2 separate regions of the Mus musculus genome follow, and region 2 is linked to region 1. Evidence: chromatin loops called from intact Hi-C (ENCODE). Cell type or tissue: left cerebral cortex. All regions are shown on one strand. Links, peaks and the distances in the headings refer to the core of each region. The heading gives the core; the rest is flanking DNA.

Evidence for each region. Hi-C counts contacts between places; a loop is a spot of excess contacts. Peaks named below come from ENCODE experiments on the same cell type or tissue, not always from the same donor. Only the 100,000 strongest peaks of a DNase experiment are listed, where the experiment ranks them.
Region 2: a loop joins it to region 1, with 10 times the contacts of the local background. A loop is called at or near these places in 2 of 42 quality-filtered maps.

What each region holds. Positions count from the first base shown.
Region 1 is chr8:120,596,727-120,604,533 of GRCm38, forward strand. Gm10614 (a long non-coding RNA gene) reads left to right here. Exons shown (of 4, transcript XR_003947476.1): 3 at 1-1,878; 4 at 2,178-2,552. Among named protein-coding and RNA genes, the nearest start is that of Gm10614, 11 kb to the left of the region's middle. In left cerebral cortex, for the core only: CTCF peaks have their summits at 3,025 (motif pointing left) and 3,225; DNase peaks (open chromatin) are centred at 2,084 and 3,002.
Region 2 is chr8:120,261,439-120,269,245 of GRCm38, forward strand. It overlaps a transcript of Gse1 not described here. Among named protein-coding and RNA genes, the nearest start is that of A330074K22Rik, 37 kb to the left of the region's middle. In left cerebral cortex, for the core only: no CTCF peak of the experiment used is centred there; DNase peaks (open chromatin) are centred at 3,642 and 4,259; H3K27ac peaks cover 313 bases.

The sequences.
Region 1 (7,807 bases), core at 1,117-6,116:
GAAAACTGTCAGTCTGCAGTGTGACCCCATAACATCCTGGGATGAGAAGGGTGGTCTACGCCCCTGCCTTCCTCCCACACGGCCCACAGCTTCCACAGCTCCAATTTAATCTCAAGAGAAATAGACAGGCTCCCAGCTGAGGCTTTGCTGGGTGTGGTAGCACACGCCTGTGATTCCGGAGCTGTGTGTGTGTGTGTGTGTATGTGTGTGTGTGTGTGTGTGCAAGGCAAGGGGATCAGAAGTGCAAAGGCATTCTCAGTGCAGAGCAAGTTCGAGGCCAGCCTGGAAGAGATGGGGCCCTGTCTCAAAACAAACAGAACTTGGCACTAACTTGTTGTTGTTGTTGATTTTGTTTTTGCTTTGAAAATGTTAGCATTTCCAAGCCACCAGGACACAGGCATCCCCGACACCGTTCATCTTCTCTTCAGCTCTTCTGCTAAACAATTTGGCCTTCAGGAAGACAGATCGCTTAGGGAACCTTCTGTTCCCCAGAACTTTGTAGTAGCCTGATTGCACAACATCAAGGATGGGAGCAGCTTCAGTCTTTTTTGTTTGTTTGTTTGTGTTTGTTTTTGTTTTTTTGTTTTTTGTTTTTTCTTGCAGCATTGACTCGTGTCTGCTCGCTATCCGGTGTCCACAGTTTGACAGCTGGGCAGAAGCTCTGGTTCCCCTTCAAGTGGTGATGCCTCATCCCAATCTTCCCAAAGTAACCTGCATGGGATTTGTCAAAATTGTTCCGGTGGTGATGCAGGCCTCTGGCATTCCCCGGCCTCCTGGGTGCTTGCGGTAGTTACTGTGGCTGTGGCTCGTGTGGCCCCGGAGTTTCTGGGTGTTCCTCATTTCATTGCATGGTGGCAGCAAAATGGAAAGAGCTTTTTCTTTTCCTTTCTTTTTTTTAATTTTAAAATTTTATTTATTTATTTATTTATTTTTGTTTTGTTTTGAGACAGGGTTTCTCTGCATATCCCTAGCTGTCCTGGAACTCAATTTGTAGATCAGGCTGGCCTCGAACTCAGAAATCCGCCTGCCTCTGCCTCCCAATGGTGGGATTAAAGGCATGTGCCACCATTGCCTGGCTACCTGTTTTTTTATTAACATTAACTTTTTGCTTATGTTTTCTGAGACAGGATCCCACTTAGCCCAGGCTGGGTTTTAACTTTCGACATAACTGTGATTGGCCTTGATGTGTTTTGTAAAGTCAACAATATGCTTTAAAGAGCGAGGTACGGTGCAGTGGGTTAGGGTACCTCAGCGGGCCCATGCTAAGGCAACCTTCCCTGCAAGGTACCAGCCGTAGGTCTAGTATAGCATAGAGTTTATTCTATTGAAGGGGGGTTGAGAAGGGAGTAGAGACAGAGAAAGAGAGAGGGGAGAGATAGAATGAGAGAAAGATATGGAGCTGGAACAAAGAGACAAAGAGAAAACGCTGGCCAGGAACATGGAGGGGGCAGGAGAGGGAGAAAAGAGTCAGAGAGAGCAAAGGGGGTCAGAGAGAGAAAGTCAGAAACTTTCCTTTCCTTTCTTTCTTTCCTTTTCTTTTCTTTTTTCTTTCTTTCTTTTTTTTAGGGTGTCTATGACCAAGGCTAGCCTGCAACTCATCATGTAACCCAGGCCTGCCCCAAACTTGAAGCTTCTGCCTCCCAAGTACGGAGTCTAGAGAACGGCCACGCCTGGCTGCTGTCTAGGCTTCTGTGGGAGTTTGAGACGGATGGAGTCAGGGGTGCAACTTACTGCGTGAGCAGTGAGTACCAGGGGGACAGATGAACGTCCACAAACGCCTTAGCCTTTGGGAGCCGTGGGTACCCGGAGGAGCCCCGCACCCCGTCTGGAAGAACCAGAACGCAGATCGAGCCTCCGGCTCTCACCAGGTGGCCACAGGTATTTCCCACCCACCTGTGGCTGTGTGCAGCCTGGCAGCGGGTCCCGCCCCTCCCCGCGAGCGAGCGAGCGAGCGAGTGAGCGGCCTGTTCTTGCCTGCAGCTGGCCCGCCTCCTGGTTTTGGCGGGGGAGCCATCGAGACAGCCCCACCGCGCACATTCTGGCTGGGCCAGGCGCGCTCACACGGCTCCGACATGGTGTGAATACACTCTTGTGTCTCTTTGCCATCTGCTGCTGTCATTAAAAAATTACATTTCCATCTGTTTTCACACTCCCCCGCCCCGTCTCTCTTCCTGCAGGAAAAGACATGAATCCCAAGTGTTGTGATCAGACCGGTCCTTGTCTCCTGGAGCCTGAAAACCGGCCTCGGACACACACAGGAACTGGCCCGGTTGCCCGCAAGCAGCCTCTTTAGTTTCCTCTTTAGTAGCCGTTGGCCGTGATCTCTGCTCACCCCAGTGCTGACCGGAGCTATTCACGATGCTTTAAACTATTTTAAGCTGGGCATGATGGCACACACCTTTAACCTCAGCGCTCAGAATGCAGAGGCAGGTGGATCTCTGTGAATTTGAGTCTAGCCCGATCTACATAGAGAGTTGCAGGGCAGCCAGGGCTACATAGAGAGACCCTGTATAGAAACAACAAAAATAAAAATGTGGGTTTGCTTACATGTATGTTCTGGTGTTCTTAGAGTCTGTATGAGGGTATCAGATACCCTGGAACTCCCGTTACAGATGGTCGTGAGCTCTCTGCAAGAAGGACTCTTAACCTCTGAGCACCCCTCCAGCCCCGGCGTTTTGACGTTTGAGTCTCTCTTCCTTCCTCAGTCTCTCAGAGCGCTAAGATTTCAGGCCTGAACCCAGGCCCCAGATGCTGGGCTCACTTTGCTTTGTTTTGTTGGGTTTATAGGAGATAGTATCGCCTGGTAGCCCAGACTGGTCTTGAACCCCCTCAGATACATAGTGAGAACCTGTCCCCTAAAGAGGTGTGGGGTAAGGTGGGGTGGGGCGGGGTGGGGACAGGAAAGCAGGTTCAGTAGTTATGAGCATTGGCTGCTCTTGCAGAGGACTCAAGTTCAGTCCCACAATGGTGGCGCACAGCCAGCTGCAACTCCAGTCTCGGGGGATATGGTGCCCTCTTCTGGCCTCTTCTGGAATTGCATGTGTACAGTGGACAAACATCGATAGGAATTAAATAGTTGACAAAATTAAAGTTTAGAAACGAAAGGGGAAAAGACCAAAAAAAAAAAAAAAAAAAAAAGGAAAGGAAAATAGGGCGTGGTGGTTTACTCCTTTAATCTCAGCTCTTGGGAAGCTGAGGCGGGGGCATCTCTGTGAGTTTGAAGCCAGCCTAGAGAATTCCAGGACAGCCAGGGCTACATAGATAGACCTTGTCTCAAAAACAAACAACCCTCATTTTAAACCACTGCCAAGGAGACACTCACCCTAAATTAACACAATCTTCAACTTTCTCCTTAATTTAAAATTACTATTATTATGTGTGTGCAAGGGAGAGGTGTGTGTGTGGGCCCACGCGCACGCATGAGAACATGTGGAGAGCTAAGGACATCTTTGTGGAGACAGTTCTCTTCTTTCTCCTTTATATGGGTTCCAGGGATTAAACTCGGGTTTTCAGGCTTCATGGCAAGCACTTTTACCCAGTGAGCCCTCTCACCAGCCCTGCATCTTCAACTTTTTTTAAAAAAGATTTATTTATTATCTGAAGGTACACTGTAGCTGTCTGTCTTCAGACATAGCAAAAGAGGGCGTCAGATCTTGTTATGAATGGTTGTGAGCCACCATGTGGTTGCTGGGATTTGAACCCAGGACCTTCAGAAGAGCAGTCAGTGCTCTTAACCGCTGAGCCGTCTCTCCAGCCCCACATTTTTAACTTACAATAGATTCAAGGCTCACTTGGAAGCTCTCAAGAGGATCTGAGGATGGCGAAGCACAGCTGTAATCCCAGAGGTTGAGAGGTTCAGGCTGGAAGGCTGGAAGGTCAGAAGTTCAAGGCCAGCCTGGGCAACATGAGTCTCTCTCTCAAACACAGAACAAGATAAAAGTATCAGTAATAATGGCACATGCCATTGTCTCAGTATTCAGAAGGGGAAAGGAAGAGGCAGGAGGATTGGGCTACATGGCAAGATTTTTGTCTCAAAAAAAAAGGAAAAAAAAAGAAAAAGCCAGAAGGTGATAGCACAAAACTTTAATCCCAGCCAGGCGTGGTGGCACATACCTTTAATCCCAGCACTCAGGAAGCAGAGGCAGGCAGATTTCTCAGTTCGAGGCCAGCCTGGTCTACAAAGTGAGTTCTAGGACAGCCAGGGCTATACAGAGAAACCCTGTCTCAAAAAAACAAAACAAACAAACAAACAACAACAGCAACAAAAAAAACTTTTAATCCCAGCGCTTGGGAGGCAGAGGCAGGCAGATTTCTGAGTTCTGAGTTGGAGGCCAACCTGGTCTACAGAGCAAGTTCCAGGACTGTGGGAAGCCATATGTGCCGTTGCAGAGTGGCACTGACTACTGCTGGCCACCACGCATAAGTTTGGACAAACAACCAATGTGTACATATACAGGAAAGTTTTTTGCAAAGACACTGCTTGGCCCAGGCATGATAATGAGGCTTTGAGAGTATAACCAATCAGATTTGAGACATTCAAATGAGGTATGATAATGAGGCTCTGTGAGGTACAGAGAGTAGCCAATCAGATGAGGAACATGCAAATGAGGCGTAGTGCATAACCAATCCGGGTGTGAGACACGCCTCTCCTAGGCCTATATAAGCAGCACCAGTTCTGGGCTCGAGGTCTTTTCGCCTCTGCAATCAAGCTCTCCCAATAAACGTGTGCAGAAGGATCCTGTTGCAGCGTCGTTCTTGCTGGTCGAGTCCGGCGCGCACAAGACAGGACAGCCAGGGCTACACAGAGAAACTGTGTCTCAGAAAGAGACACACAGAGAGTGGGAGAGAAAGACAGAGAGACAGAGTCAGAGACAGAGAGACAGAGACAAAGAGAGACAGAGAGAGACAGAGAAAGCTGTGCTTAGTGGAGGAGGCAGCATGGGCCAGGCCCTGACTTCCATCCTGTCTTAGTGAGGGTTCCTACTTCCGTGAAGAGACACCATGACCACATCAACTCTTAAAAAGGAATACTGGGTCTGACTTACAGTTCAGAGGGTTAGGCCACTATCATCATGGCAGGAAGCATGGCAGCACTCATGTAGACATGATACTGGAGAGGAGCTGAGATTTCTACATCTGTGTCTACAGGCAACAGGAAAAGAGAGAGAGAGGCACTGGGCCTGGCTTGAGCACCTGAAACCCCAAAGCCCGCCTCCAGTGACACACTTCCTCCAACAGGGCCACACCTCCTAAGGGTGCTGTTCCCTGTGAGCCTTTGGAGAGAGACAGTTTTCATTCAAACCACCGCACATCTCTAACAAATGAAAGAACAATTGCCCAGGGGGGGGGGGGTTGCGGGGAGGGGGGGGAGGCTCCCAGATCAGGTTCTGCTTTGGGCTAGCTTCTGTGGTGCATTACAGATGAGGCAAGCCAACCCTCCTTGGAACTACAGCCGCTTACATGGCTGAAGCAGCCAGGGGTAGGGGAGTCACACACAAACCCCATCCAGGTGTTGATTCCCCTAGAAAGACACGGAGGAAGTCTCAGCCACAAACTGGGGTGGGAAGAGGCACCCACATTCCTGCCCTTTCGAGGGAAGGCACTGCCCCAGGAGGTCTGTGGCTGAGCCCCACTCACCATCCCACCGCAGTCTCAAGAGGTCCACAGGCATATGTGAATGGTTACTCCCCCAAGCCAGTCCAGGCTCCGAGAGGCTGGCAGCCTGACGGTGTGACTGACTTCTACTTACTGGTTGTTCATTCTGGGGTTCCTCGTATGTACCCTTAACTGCTGGTGGAGAAACAGCCCAGTGAGAGTGACTTTCCTGGGTTACACAGCATGTCCGGGCTCTCATGCCTCGTTGGGCAGAAACTTGCTCAAGGCAGTCCTGTCCTTATGTTTCTGAAGGTAAGAGCCCTGGACACGGGCAGTGTGCAGTAGAGGAGACCCAGCTCACTGTATTCGCAGGGAGGGTCTCTGTCCTCTCTCAGCAGACACCGTCAGGGTAACAGCTTCCAAGATTCTGACTTCTCTAGACGCGCTACCCAGCGAGGAGGCCTCAGAAGTGGATTCCCAGGCCCAGGATCTCCCTATAAGAGCTCCAGGCAGCTGACCCCGCCCAGCCCTCCCACCCAATCCCCTGTTCACAGCCTCAGGCCTGTTGCTATGGCACTAAGAGACTGGATGAAGAGAGCTATTAACCAGGGCTAATGGCTCAGCACCACAGGCAGATGGGAGAGGCTCAGCCAGTGGACTCAGCCCCATTCCTGGGCTGAGAAGGGAGCAGGAAGAAAAGTATCAGACCTGGCTCCCTGGGGGTGAAGGATGCTTTGGGGATTTGCCTTGGCCAGTGCGCAGCAAAAAGGTCAGGGTAGACTGGATGGGCTGAGCACAGCCCTCAGCTTAAATACTGGCAGCGATGTGGGCTCAGGTTGTTGAAATTATTTGTCTGTGAGATGAAGTCTTTGAGAATACAGTCTGCAGAGGGGCTGTGGCCCCAGGGCATCACGCCCCAATCTCTTGGTTTATTTTTCTCCCCTTGGGTGGTGAACCATGAATTTGAACCCACAACCTTATGAAGGCAAGGCAAATAAATGATCTACCACTAAGTTATACCTCAGGCCTTTTTTTGTTTTGTTTTGTTTTTTTGTTTGTTTGTTTGTTTGTTTGTTTTTTGAGACAGGGTTTCCTCAGGGTTTCTCTGTATAGCCCTGGCTGTCCCAGAACTCACTTTGTAGACCAGGCTGGCTTCGAACTCAGAAATCCACCTGCTTCTGCCTCCCGAGTGCTGGGATTAAAGGCGTGCGCCACCACGCCTGGCCACCCCAGCCCTTTTTAATCTATTTATTTTTATGGCACTAGGAATTGAACTCTGGGCCTCATACAACTTAGGGAAACACTCCAACCCTGAGCTGGTTCACCATCCTCTGTGTGTATGAGTGTGTGCATATGTGCATGTATGTGTGTATACTTGTGTGTATGTATGTTTATTCATACTGTGTATTGTGTGTATATATGTGTGTGTATGTATATATGTACATGTGTAATATGTATGTATGTGTATATATATATTCATGAATGTGTGTATGAGTATATGTATCTGTATTCATTCATACATACAAGTGTAAGATAGTGTACACATGTATGGATATATGTGAATACATATGTGTATATGTATATACTTTGTGTATAAATATATACATGTGTATGTGCCCATATGCACAGGTACTGACAACCGTGTCCCACTCATGACAAGCAGCGTTCATGTTGTCTCTTCATTCATGGGAGCAGTTATAATGAGGCTGAGCTAGCCTGGCTCGTGGTCCCTGAGGCTGGAGTACCTGGTGAGAGTGGAGACACCCTGTGGGACAGAGCAGGGCAGCAGTGAAGCCCTTCCTCCCTGTGACATCCAGGACAGTGGTCCTCAACCTTCTCAATGCTGCGACACTTTAACATAGTCACTTGTGCTATGCTGTGCTGACCCCTAGCCACCTCATAACTGCAATTTTGCCACTGTTGTGGATCATATTTTAAATATCTGTATTTTCTGATGGTCTTAGGCAACCCTCTGCAAGGGCCATTTGACTCTCCAAAAAGGTTGCAACCCATGGGTTGAGAAACACTGACCTCAGGCTCCACCCTCAAGACCCTGTTTAATTCCATCACCCGCAAAGCCACTAGTCTAGCTCCCACGCATGCTAGATTAAATATCTGACATGGGGGGGGGGCATCATCACGGGCTCACTCCTGCTATCCCGAGGCAGGAGAACCGGTTCAAAGGACAGCCTGCCCTACCCAGTGACACCCT
Region 2 (7,807 bases), core at 1,171-6,170, 340 kb before region 1:
ACAGGCACGGGTTTCTCAGCAAGCCGGGTGGTTATTATTTCAGTTCTGTCATCCCAGGGGTCAGGTCTCTGCCCCTCCGCTCTGAAACACCATGTCCTCAGTCAAGACATTCGGCTGTTCCACGCCTCAACTGTAAAATGTTTACAAAATGGTCTCCACCCTGCAGGGTTGCAGGAGAGCCAGTCAGACACAAAGAATGACTGTTGTTGTTTGCTTTTTTTTTTTGTAATTCACACAACAAACACCTGTTCCATGTTGCACTCTGTCCCTGGCCCCCTGGAGCAGACATCCCATGTCTGTTACTGTTGACCGTTCATGCTGAATTGGCTCAGGAAGGCTAGCTGGACACTCTTCACTCCTGCCGCTACCCTTGCACCCGCCCCCCCATAAATCCCCTCCGCCTGAGGCCACCACCCCACCGTCCCCCATCACCAATCCTGTCAGTTCTGTTGGAGAACGAGAGCCGGCTGCTGCTGCTGGCTATGACTCAGACATAGGGCTCAGCGCCTTGGTCACTGGGGTTTGGCCTGCTAGAGTCTCCTGGTATAGGGTTGCTGGGGAGGGGTCGGGATTGCCTAGAGACCAGAGATGCACAGGAAGTCAGCCTGTGAGCCCAAGAGTCAACCAGAAACTGGAGACAGCACCACAGACCCTGGTCCCTGGAAGCGCCTGCTTGTTCCCTGCCACCCTCGAGACATCAGGAACCCCAGCTCTTCTCATTTTTTCCATATATACAACCCCCATCCCTACAGGGGCTCTGCTCTGCTGAAGTTGCAAGTTAGAACATTGTTCATTAGACAGTCAACAAGTACAAACTAGTTAGTCTCCTGCAAGTTGGACACATACATGGCCCCCCTGCAAACTCCCCCCAACCCCAGAGGAGGTTTCTGTTCTTCTTCCCATGGCACGAATGAGAAACTGAGGCACAGAGAGGTCATGCTTCCTTTCTGTGGGCACACAGCCGGTGTGGAGGCTTCTCTGACCAAACTGTGGTTTCTAGATCCTGGGAAGAGCCAATACCCGAAAGCCCCAGCCCGTCTGGGAAGCCTCCAGCCTGCTGGAGAGCCCCAGTTTCCTGCCCATTTTCTCTCTGTTTCCCTAAGCTGTACATCTCCTTTCCATGTTTTTGGGAACCGAGACAGCAGTTCATGTTGGAGGGAAGGAAGTTTGATAGGAGCACGGGGGTGACAGCGTGGCCCTGCTGTGGGGTCCTGTGTGACCCCTGTTTGGTCCTGGGATCATTGCAATCGACGATGAGACTCTTCTCTGCCCCTCAGTGTCCCCAGACAGAAGGTATAAAGGGCCCTGAGCTTGTCATCTCGATCAGCTCTTGGCTAATCTATCTGTAATTAGTGGGACAAGGGTGGAGGTAGGGACCCAGAACCCTCTCATTTCTAGGTAACCTTTGGGCCGGAAGTGTGCGAAGCTGATTGGTGCCCACGAGAAACCCTCAGTCTGAAGCCTCATCACTCGGTTGGTGGTCCTGGATTATGCTGGGAGATCCTGGATTATGCTGGGAGATCCTGGATTATGCTGGGAGATCCTGGATTATGCTGGGAGATCCTGAATTATGCTGGGAGATCCTTGGATTATGCTGGGAGATCCTGGATTATGCTGGGAGATCCTGGATTATGCTGGGAGATCCTTGGTGCGTGGTACCCTGGCTCTGTGAGTCCGACCAAGGTCCCAGGTCTGGGATGAGTGTGACTTGCCCACAGCACAAGTACCTCTAGGAGGAAGGTACTGGCCATCCCTGGGAGCTCAGCCTCCAGACCTGCCCTGTGTACATGTCAGGGGTCTGTGAAAGACTGGGGCTGCTTTGTGCCCACGTGTCTCCCCACCAGGACCTTGTGCAGGCACCGAGACAAGTCTGTTGGAGCAGTGCACAGATACCTTGCCTGGCTTATTGGTGGGAGTGAGGTTCATTACGATGACATGGATCCTTCAGCATTGGAGGTGACCCTGGGCACACCTCTCCAGAGGCATCTCAGGGCTTTTTCTGTGTTTAATGAGTGTCCTTTCCATGGCTGCTAACACTCTGAGAGGGGTGGAGAGGCCGGTGAGGCGTACAGATTCAGGAGGGACCATACGCAAGCTCCCAAGTCCCTGGGATGCCTCTGAATGGCTAGTGTGGGAGTCTTTCTTCCCCAGAGTCTCCACCGTGAATCCGAGGCTTGGGGACTGGAGCACAGAGGTCACACCCCAGCTGTGTGTCCCAGGTAGCCCAGCACAGGTGTTCCCTCTTGTTCCTTTGTTGATGCTCCAGTTTTGTGGGCTCACATGGGAGGCAGTGACTCCTCTTCCAAGCTCAGGTTTGTGGTAACGTACGGAGTGCCAGCCTCGGCTCAAGGACACAATGCCGTCTCGGGGAGCCCCTGGGACTGCTTTCTCCGTGCAATGCCCTGCCCTTCTGGGTCCCCCTCCAGCTTCCTGCCCCATCATGGCCAGTGTGCCTTTTGTACATGTCACAACTTCCAGCTCCTGGTAGACACCCTCTGCGTGTTTTTATAACAACCAAACAACCTGTGAAACTCTGTATTCTATGTATTCTCAAGTCCTTTGAGGACTTAAAAAAAAAAATCAATGCAAGCAGCTCAGGCTGGAATGCACGAAGCCCTGGTTCCACCCTCAGCACCCCAGAAACCGGAGGAGCAATAGTTCAAGGTCAGCCGTGGGTGCATAACAAGTTCAAATCCAGCCTGGGCTACGTGAGACCATTATCTTTAAAAGAAAAAAAATTTTTTTTTTTGAAGCTTTGGCTAAGTTGAAAATAATTTGGGTAGATTTGGGCTCAGATGGGCTCACAGCATCAGATTGCTGTCCTTGACCCCACTGTCCAGCCACCTGTGAGCACCTTACTCTTTCTTATTCTGAACCCCTCTGGAGCTGGCATGCACGAACTCATGGCCCCTGCTCCCATCTCTAATGACTCTATGTCTCCTAACGGTTTATGGTCTGTGAATAGTCCTTACACTTCCCATGTTAGCTCACCAGACCCCGCTCCTGTGGCTCTGTCTTTCCCTCGGGCATTTTATCCCTAGGTTCCTGCCTTTGCAGGACATGGGCAGTGTCCGTGCTTGTACCCACTTTACAGATGACTTGCCTAAGGCTCAGAGTTGCATTTCTTAGTTTCTGTTCTGGTTTCTTGACCCCATGGGTAACGTGAACTTTAAGGGAGGGGCAGGTATCAATATTTTCCAGGATGGCCCAGCCTGGGGGAGGAACTACATTAAGATATTTCAGGTGTACCCTCCACTGTTTTGTCCCCACCCCAGCAGGCTGCAGCTGTCCCACCTGGTGTCCCGTGTCATCACAGCTGGTGTGGAATGCTCCTGCCCTGAACCCTCCAAGTACCCTCTGTCCACCAAACAAGGGAGGGGAATCCCCTGCCACCGCCACCAACCAGAAACCGCAGTGGCGGAGCCGCTCTGGTCCCCTCAGCCGTGGGTGGTTGTAAAAATAGTGCTGGGTTTCAGTTGGAGCCACGGGGCTGGCGGGGGGTCGGTGTCCCCTCCTGGAGGAATCACCCGCCACATGTTGCCAGGAGCTTTGGCTGGGAGAGGCAAGCGCAGCTCCAGGCCGGCGAGCGGGCGGCCGCGCAGATGGAAACCCGATCAGCGCGGCGCACAGACTGTTTGATTTATTTTAAAATCAAGCAGATGGCAGTGGTGGGGTTTGTTTAAGTTCAGCTCAGAACCGGGCCCTCGGCCAGGAGCCTCAGGCAGCTGAGCCAAAAATTTTTCAATGACTTTGGTCGGCAACCCACCTCTTCCCTCCCTGTATGAACTTCAGCCCTGCCACACACAGGGAGGCCTTCGAGGGCCTTCTCCAGGGTTGGCCCCTTTGTCTCTGTCTTGCTGGGTCTGTCTCCCCCCTCCCTCATTCCCCCCCATTCCCCACCACTCCCCTGCTCACTAACCTCCACTCTCTGCCCCTCCTGGTGTGAGTCTGGGTGTCTGTCTCCATATCCCCCTACTGCTCCCCCCCACCCCTCCCTGTCTCAGGAACTTTCCAGAATCATCCTCCTGTTCCCCACTTTCTCCAGCTTCCTCACACCCTGCCCCCACCCTCCTGCTCCCCCAGAGGCCCCTCCCCCCACCCAGCAAGGCTCATGGGAGAACAGCCAAGCCTTTGTGGCATTTGGGCCCGTCCCCTCTCTGAGACGCCTGTGGCTGGGAAAACCAGGCCCCCAGCTATAAAATCCTGGAGCCAGCCTCTGGGTCAAGTGGCCTGGCCCGCCCAAAGGCAGGGAGGCCAGGGAAGTGGCCTTCTGGTCACAGGTCACCCTCTGCAGCTGTCCTCCTTGGCTGGGGGCGGGGTGGCCTGTGTTATGGGAGGAACCCACTGTGCAGCTGGCTCACTGGGGAGGTCAGCTGCTCCAGAAAGACACACACACACTCACTCTTTCATGCACACACACAGTCTTTCATACTCACACACATACACTCACATATACATACTCACAAACACATATACACTCACATACACACATACTCACATACACACTCACTCTTTCACACACACACACACTCTTTCATACACACACACACATACACTCACATACACACACTCACAAACACACATATACACTCACATACACATATACACATACACACATATATACTCACATACACACACATATACACTCACATACATATATACTCACATATACATATACACTCACATACATATACACATTCATACATACCCACATACACATACATACTCACATACACACACATATACACACACATACTCACATACATACACATACACCCTTCATATGCCTGCACTACTCACCTCCACACACACCAGACCTGCTTCTCACGCACACCTCCATTCTCCACTTGCACACACCAACATGCATGCACATACACCTCTCACATGTAAAGCCAGGGATTTCCAGCTCACAAAGAGACATGTGTCTCGTACACATACATCGTGAACATGGTAAGCCATGGCACCCCCTTTCCTCTTTCCCAGGATGAGCCAGGCAATGGCTCTCAAGCCCAGTGCCTCTGTCTGCCCAGCTCGGCTCTCAAGCCCAAGCAGCACTCGCTTACAGTCCAGGGAGGCCAGCCTTGGTTTGCCTTACTGTCTCTTTTGCCACAGTTCCTAAATACGATGAGGTTATCAATAGCAGCTGTCTCTTTACCCCAGCTCCCCAGGCAAGGTGGGATACTACATGGAATTCCCCCAGCACAGTCTCGACTTGGGCAGGAGGCCAGAGCCTCATCAGGTCCTCTTGGAGCTGGGTATCTTTCTGCCTCTGGGTGGAGAGGCTGGAAACAGAGTTTCCAACTCAGCCACCTTCCCACAGCTTCACCGTGGACGAGCCGGGCCAGCCTGGGGAGGGTAGGAGAGGGACGCATAGACCACCCTGGTTCATGGCTGCTCACAGTCTACAGAGGTCTGGGCTGTATCCGCATTTCTTGTTCCTGCTCTTAGGTCACATCATGGTGACAGGGAAGATCCTCTGGTGCCATGGCCTCTTTGTTCTCTGGCATCCAAGTGACAGCATTCTCATGCTCTTGGGACTGTACCCTGCCGCTTACTACACGGACCCTGCCCTGCTCCGGGGCCTCAGGGTTACATCTGTGAAAGAAGCTTGGTGCCCTGGAGGGTATTTGGGGACCCTGGGCTGAGTGTGGCCAGGAGGAAGCATACCCCCACACACACACCCAGGCCCCCCAAGCAATCCCGATGGTTTCACAGCCTCTGAAGATTTTCACGAGAGCCCCTCCAGGGTGCTTATGTGTGATTCCCACCTGACACCCATGCTGGCATCTGCTGGGGCTCAGTTTGAAAACTACAGGCAGTTTCTGTGCCTTTACATGAGCGAGACCCGAAAAGCAGGAAACACGGCCCAATTAAATGTGTGTCCCACGAGGGTCCAGCTCCCTGGGTTGGGACTTGCCTGCTTGTTTATTTCCTTTTTCCACTCTCCGTCCCCCACGGTTTGCCTGGTGGTCCCTGGAGCCTCCCCCACCACAGGTCCCCCCAATCCCATGCATTCACCACCTGGTCCCTCCTCCTCACTGCTTGGTCCCGGAGGGCAGAACTGAGTGTGTGCATTCAAAGCACGTGTGTGTGTGTGTGTGTGTGTGTATGTGTGTGTGTGTGTGTGTGTGTGTATGTTGTGCACATGCGTGTGTGAGTGTATGTGTATGCATGCATACATATATGTGTGTGTGTGTGCAAGAGTGTGTATGCACATGAGTACATGTGTGCATGCGTATGTGTGAGAGAGAGAGAGTGTGTGTGTGTGCATGCATGCAGTTTTTGTACTTTTCAGGAGCTTTTGCTGGTCTTTGCTTATTTTTTTCCTGGTTATTATGCCGAAAGCAGTTCTTGCCTCAGAGTATGGTGGGCAAGAGCCACATGCTGCCCTCTGAGAAGAGGCAGGCCAGCCCAGCACCTCTGTCACCCACCGTGTTACCCTTGGGCTCCAGACCTTGATGGTACCAAATGGAGCCATCACTACCTTTAAAGACACTTACTGCTTTTAAAACAACAACAAAAAACAAAACACACACACACACACACACACTTAACAATGGTAGAGATTGAACCCAGGGCCCTGTGTGTGCTGGGCAAACCCTACACAATTCATTTACATCCCAGCCCTTGGCATTTCAGATGAGGCCTCATTCTGTATCCCAGGCGGACTGGAATGTGCCCTGGTCTCCTGAGATCTGGGCTTATGCTCATCGCATGTACCACCACATTCAACTTCCGCTTGCCCCTCTTGTAGTCTGCTGTAGCCTGGGCTGTCCTTGAACTTCTACTTCTTCTGCTTCCATCTCCTGAGTGCTGGGTGTGGCAGGCACCACCACACTGAGTTGATACAGTGCAGGGGATGCAGCCCAGGGCTTCACATGTTAGGAAAGCTCTCTGCCCACTGATCTTCAGGGTCAGTCCTCAGACCCTAGTCGGAGTTGTGGTAAAACCAACAGGGCGTGTATCCTATCTAGCGACATTCCACAGCCCACTCCACGCGGCATGCAGGTTCCCTCTGCTCTATTCCAGAACGTTCTCACACCTCAAAAGGATGTCCTTTGCCCACTACCATCCCGGTTCCCAGGATATTTGGGACGGATGCACAGTCTCCCTAGCCAATGTGGCATATGGCATGTCTCTGAGGCCTCGGAGAAGGAAGTACTGTGGGGTTCCTGGGGGAGGGCCGCGTTCCAGATGCCTGGGATGACTGAGGCGGACATGGTGGGTGTGGAGGGGTTGGGAAGGCAGGAGAGGAAGTGGGGAGCACACGGGAGGCTTCCGGGAGCCAGACTCATTTAAACACCCGTGGTCTGCTTGGCAGCTGAGTGCTTTTTCTATTTGGGCTCTGCTTGAGGCTCCGCGTGTTGGCCGCGTGTACTCCCGTTGGAGTCACAGCTTCACTCGGTTCGTTTGCACCCCGGCTCCCTGGTTTCCTGTATGCTGAGCCTGGAGCAGAATCTAGGGCTGCGCGGGCGCGTGGGTGCCTTCCCTTCATTCATACTGAAGTGGGTCCCTGGGTACCTACTGTTTGCTAGGTTCTGTTCTGAAGGAGCGCCCTCGCACCCTCCCCCCAATGATGCCTAGTGGATTTCTCTCTTCCTCTTTGCCAGCCATGCTGATCCCGCGGCTAAGGCAGAGATCCTGCCCTTTAAGATGCATCCACCGAGGCTACCGCTGTATTACAGATATCCCTGTTTGGATAGTAGACTCTGGTCCTCTCAGATTTTCTGAGGTGGAGCTTGAGAATCAGGGAGGCCCTGCTGAGGTTCTCTGAGGTTGGGTTAGCCAGGCTGAGTGGGTAGCTGGT